Linked DNA regions of Homo sapiens: region 2 is linked to region 1. Evidence: chromatin loops called from intact Hi-C (ENCODE). Cell type or tissue: Calu3. All regions are shown on one strand. Each heading gives the region's core, and the rest is flanking DNA. Links, peaks and the distances in the headings are about the cores only. Region 1 has its middle 34 kb from the start of CCDC63. Region 2 overlaps PPP1CC (protein phosphatase 1 catalytic subunit gamma).

What was found. Hi-C counts contacts between places; a loop is a spot of excess contacts. Peaks named below come from ENCODE experiments on the same cell type or tissue, not always from the same donor. Only the 100,000 strongest peaks of a DNase experiment are listed, where the experiment ranks them.
Region 2: a loop joins it to region 1, with 2.2 times the contacts of the local background. A loop is called at or near these places in 33 of 110 quality-filtered maps.

Annotation. Positions count from the first base shown.
Region 1 is chr12:110,811,054-110,813,970 of GRCh38, forward strand. No RefSeq gene overlaps it. Among named protein-coding and RNA genes, the nearest start is that of CCDC63, 34 kb to the right of the region's middle. RefSeq lists an enhancer at 2,562-2,917. In Calu3, for the core only: no CTCF peak of the experiment used is centred there; no DNase peak of the experiment used is centred there.
Region 2 is chr12:110,732,015-110,734,931 of GRCh38, forward strand. The region is part of intron 1 of PPP1CC (protein phosphatase 1 catalytic subunit gamma); the gene reads right to left. Among named protein-coding and RNA genes, the nearest start is that of PPP1CC, 9.4 kb to the right of the region's middle. In Calu3, for the core only: no CTCF peak of the experiment used is centred there; a DNase peak (open chromatin) is centred at 1,237.

The sequences.
Region 1 (2,917 bases), core at 274-2,773:
CACAGTGGCCCACTCCTGTAATCCCAGCACTTTGGGAGGCTGAGACGGGTGGATTACTTGAGGTCAGGAGTTCGAGACCAGTCTGGCCAACTTGGTGAAACCCCATCTCTACTAAAAATACAAAAATTAGCTGGGTGTGGCTGTGCGTGCCTGTAATCCCAGCTACTCAGGAGGCTGAGGCAGGAGGATTGCTTGAACTTGGGAGGCGGAGGTTGCAGTGAGCTGAGGTCATGTACTGCATTCCAGCCTGGGTGACAGAGCAAGACTCTGTCTCAAAAAAACAAAAAAAACAAAAAAAACCAAAGGAAATGGAGCATTTCATGCCCATCACAGTGTGTGTGTGTGTTTGTGTGTGTGTGTGTTTGTGTGTGTGTGTGTGTGTGTGTGTCACTAGATTGTGATGCAAATGTCTTCCTTATTGTGGGTCCTGGTCAGAGTGGTTTGCAAGCCCCTGGCTGGGCTGGGCTGTGCTTCTACCTGAGTTGTTTTTCTCCTAATTGCCTTGTGGGGTATAGTCACTTTTTCCAAGGCTCTGTTTGTGAGAAGCAGCCCTGCATTCATGAGGCAGCCCCCTGGCATATTTGAACACCAATGCCAGGCAGAGCTGTTGGTGCCTCCCATGCATTAAGAAATGGCAGCTGCTGCTGATGTCCCCAGATGAAAATGACTAAGGAGGGCTAAAGCCAAGCAATGTCACTGCTACCCCTGATGCATACACTCACAGGAGCCTTCTGGTTTCCAGGGTCCTCCTCTATCCTGTCTTGGCTGCCTCCTCCTTGACCCTTGGTTTCTTTCTTTCTCTGTCTCCCTTCCCAGAAGATTGTCTTCAGCAAATTGTATTTTAAGTCATGTAATGATGAGTTGGTTAGAGGCTCAGAGCTAGCTCTGCCCTTGGCAAAAATCTGGATGAACCTCTCACGCTGTTGGTTTGCAAAGCCCTCCATGTGTGGCTCTTTGCTTGTTGCCTGGAACAGCAGGGAGGGACAGGAGAGTAAGAACCTTATGGGCTGTGCTTCTGCCCTCTGGGAATGTAGGCTTGCGTGTCTGCAGAGCTCCCGTGTCAGGCTTCTTGTGTGCCCAACTGCCCTAGGGAGCGTGCTAAAAATGCAGATTCCTGGGCTGCTCCAAAAGTCCAGTGAGTGACCCGGGGATCTGTATTTTACAAAAACCAAAACTTTTCACTGACATAATTTCATCCTTAAAGAAAAGTCACAAGAATAGTTCCAAAGAGTGATGTATAGCTCATCACATTTGCTCTATCACTTCTCACTTTCCAGATATAAATATGCGTATTTTTTTTTCTGAATCATTTGAGAAGTTACAAACGTAATGCCTCTTTACCTGAGCTTACCTCCTGAGATCAAGGAAATTCTCTTACATAACTCAGCACTGAATTATGAAATTTAGGATACTTAGCATCAATGTGAATATCTAATCCACAGTACATGGTAAGTTTCCCTAATTGTCACCACCCCTTTATTTTTTAATGATCACACATTGCTTTAGTTATATTAGAACAAAAAATTCGTTCTCTTTTATTTTTTTTGAGACAGAGTCTCACTCTGTCGCCCAGGCTGAAGTGCAATGGTGTGATCTCGGCTCACTGCAACCTCTGCCTCCTGGGTTCAAGTGATTCTCATGCCTTAGCCTCCTGAGCAGCTGGGACTACAGGTGTGTGCCACTACACTCGGCTAATTGTTTTGCATTTTTATTAGAGATGGGTTTTCACCATGTTGGCCAGGCTGGGCTCGAACTCCTGGCCTCAAGTGTTCCACCCGCCTCAGCTTCCCAAAGTGCTGGGATTACAGGTATGAGCCGCCGTGCCCAGCCTATCTCTTTTAATCTGAGAGTTCTTCAGCACCCCCCCACCCCCATCATTCATGACCTTGACATTCTATTTCTTCTATCTCTTCCTCCTCCTCCTCCTCTTCCTCTTTCTCCCCTTCCCCTTCCCCTTCTCCTTCTCCTTCTTCTTCTTTTTCTTTAGAAATGGGGTCTTGCCATGGTGCCCAGGGCAGCCTGGGTTCAGGCTATCCTCCCACATTGGCCTCCGCAGACTTGGATATTTTACAAGTGTTTAGACCACTTGTTTTGTAGAATGCCCCTCAGTTTGCGTTTGTCTGGGGAACCTGTATTTTTAACATCTCCGTTGACCTTGAAACCTTTGAGAGGATTGGGCAGCCCTGTGTAAGATACACATATTTACAACTCTTACCTTTCAAGATTCAAAGGACTTGAAAAAAAGAGCTTTGCGGGGCATCAGATTTAGTTCCTCAGAGGGGTTTTGAGTTGGGGACATTTTTTTTCAAGATCCGATTTGCTCAGAATTCAAATCACAGAGATTTCTTAATTGCCTGGGTTGCTAAGCTGGCTGAGTCTTAAGGGATCCTGCTGGGCTTTTAATTTCTCTGACTTTGATCCTGTGGAAGGCGGGAGGGTTTTGGCAAGGTCGAGGAGCAGGCTGGCAGGTGGGAAGTGGAGGGCAGACAGGGGTCAAGGCTGGGCGGGGATAAAAACAGCAACGTGGCTGGGTGCAGTGGCTGTTTGTAATCCCAGGTCTTTGGGAGACGGGCAGATCAGTAAAAATACAAAAATTAGCCGGGTGTGGTGGCAGGTACCTGTAATCCCAGGTACTTGGGAGGCTGAGGCATGAGAATCGCTTGAGCCCAGGAGGCAGAGGTTGCAGTGAGCCGAGATCACGCCATTGCACTTCAGCCTGGGTGACAGAGGGAAACTGTCTCAAAACAAAAACAAAAACAAACAACAACAACAAAAACCAAAAAACAAACAAACAAAAACCTCAAAAAACAGCAACGTGTCCTCCCTGCACAATAAGTGCCAGCAATATGCTGGGCACTCTTGGCTGATCTGTCCCCCAGGACTCTCACCATTCTATTATCATTAGCTCCATTTCACA
Region 2 (2,917 bases), core at 247-2,746, 79 kb before region 1:
TCAGGACACTTATAATAAACATGGTTTTAATGTCTAATTAGAATCTTAAAATCTTAGACAAGACTTAATTGCATCTTCGATACCAAGTAAGACTTCTTTTATAGTATTCCAAAAAAGGAGCCATCCTGTCTGTGCGAATGCTGTTAGAAACAGGACTGCAGGCCAGATGCAATGGCTCACGCTTGTAATCCCAGCACTTTGGGAGGGTGAGGCGGGCAGATCATGATGAGGTCAAGAGATCCAGACCATCCTCGCCAACATGGCGTGCACCTGTAATCCCAGCTACTCAGGAGAATCGCCTGCACCCGGGAGGCGGAGGTTGCAGTGAGCCAAGATCGCGCCACTGCACTCCAGCCTGGCAACACAGCGAGACTCCGTCTCAAAAAAAAAAAAGAAAAGGAAAGAAAAGAAAAGAAAAGAAACAGGATTGGAAATACTCAGAACCCTCCCCCATCAGTGTTTTCCAGAGGACCATGGGTATCTCCTCCTGAGGATCTCTGATTTAATTTACCTATGAAAAAATGTTAGTGTTGTTTTCATTTCATTAAGAAAATGTTGGTTCATTGTACTTATTTTGCCATGCATTTTCTGGGCCTGCATTTGTGTTTATGCTCATGTCTATATAGGGCAAAGGATGTCAGTCATGTGCTATACTGTAAGAAAGCACGTTCCCTAATAATTTGAACAGATAAGATAATAATGGGAGAAAGAAATCATTGCACAGCATGGGGCATCCACACCACCAGAGCACTTAGGGTTCTTCTATCAAAGTACAAACTTTGCAACAGAACTCACTTGTCAGCACGTAGGTAGTTGTGGGAAAGAAATTTTGTTTTGGTTCCAGTTGTAACAGACTGGATAGTCATTAGATACAGATAAAGTAGCACGGAACTGCTAAATGTACCTTAATTTTACAGTTATAAAGTTCACTTTTGGACCCCAAAATATGTAACTAAGTCTCGTTCTGATAAAAATATTATACAACAAGAAGCAATAAAAGCATAGTAATAATAGTCTTCGAGGAAAGATATGAAACAGATGCATATTTAATAAAACAGCAACTGAGCAACAAAAATGTTTTTTTCGTAAGTAATTTTTTTTCTCTCTAGACACACATACAGAGTTAGAACTCAGGAAATACTCCCGGTGAAAGATGGGATCCCCACTTCATTGGCCAGAAAATGCCAATCATTAGTGATTTCACCATAAGTTAACCAAAAACTTGGGCAGACTGCCCAGCAGGAAGCTTTATTTTTGGCTAGGAAGGAAATCCTAGAAGCTTCTGGTTTCAACGTGAATTTTTTTCAGCAGAGTCCCACACTTATGAATGAATAGCTGACTCTAAGTCTTCTAGGAGAGTATTTCTGCGATAAATAGCTCATACCATATAATGGCAAGCTTTGTTTTATGAATGCTATTGCAGTTAGTCAATGCCATCAGATGAAATCAATGTTGCTAACAATTTTTTTTTTTGGCTTTGGACGCTCTCCACTGTCACCTTTGAACATAGTTTATATTTGTTTTAACTCCTTTATTCTGTTTCTGTTTGTCCTCTGGGTGGGGACATTCAGAGATCAGTAAAAAGCAAAAGCAATACTAACAACAATTTAAAAATTCTTCTTTTTTGAAGAAGCCTGGTGCCCAGGCTGGAGTGCAGTGGCATGATCATGGCTTACTGCAGCCTCAACCTTCCAGGCTCAAGTGATCCTCTTGCTCTGGCCCCCCAAGTGCCGGGATTACAGGCATGAGCCACTGCACCTGGCCTTAAAAATTACTCTTAATATTAAGATTAGATGCAGCTTTTCCAGAGAAAATAAAGATTTGTATTTAAAGAATGGTGCTTATGAAAAACATCAACAAACATGGTCTGAAAGCTTCTTAAATTCCCTAAAATTAGCAGAAAGAAAAAAGTTATATAAAGATAGAAACTGCCAAAACCATCTTCCATCAGTTATCATACAACTGCTCAGACTTCAGGCCTCTGCTCAGATACCACACTTCACCCTGGAGAAAAGCTTCTCTCATCCATCTCCTCTCCCCTCACAAGCTTGCTGCATGCTTTTTGAAAGGCTCTCTCAACATCAGGTCACTACCCACCACACCCCCTCAACCATGCTTGTATTTGTTTTATACTTGCCAGTTTGCTTCTGCCGGCTCATCTGGACCCACTGGTAGAATGTAAACCCACAGCAGCAGTCCTGCTCTGTAGTGTACACCAGCCATAGCCAGCACACAGCAGGTGCTCAAAATTTGTTGCATGACTGAAATCTGGATAAGTCTTTAAGTAGTGTTGACTGGTGGCATTAGAATTAAACATATATTCCAGACTATATATTTATTTATTTAGAGACGGAGTTTCACTCTTGTTGCCCAGGCTGGAGTGCAATGGCACGATCTCGGCTCACTGCAACCTCCGTCTCCCGGGTTCAAGCAATTATCCTGCCTCAGCCTCCCGAGTACCTGGGATTACAGGCATGCGCCACCACATCCAGCTAATTTTATACTTTTAGTACAGATGGGGTTTCTCCATATTGGTCAGGCTGGTCTCGAACTCCCGACCTCAGGTGATCCACTGCCTCGGCGCCCAAAGTGCCAGGATTACAGGTGTGAGCCACCGTGCCCAGCCCAGACTATATACTTTTGATGAGCAAAAAGCCTGTTTCTGCACTATAAAATTATAAAACAATAGGGCCACTTGCTTACCAGGCTTTACTGGAGTATTTTTCAAAGTATGAAAATCTAGAATTACTCTTAAATTTCACGTTGAATTGTCTAACAGAGATTTCAAATGGGGCTTGGCAGTCCAAGTGAACACTGGAGAGTTCTTAAAAGTTGTCATATCAGGCTGGGCGTGGTGGCTGGTTACTGCGGAGGCTGAGGCAGAAGAATCGCTTGAACCCGGGAGGTGGAGGTTGCA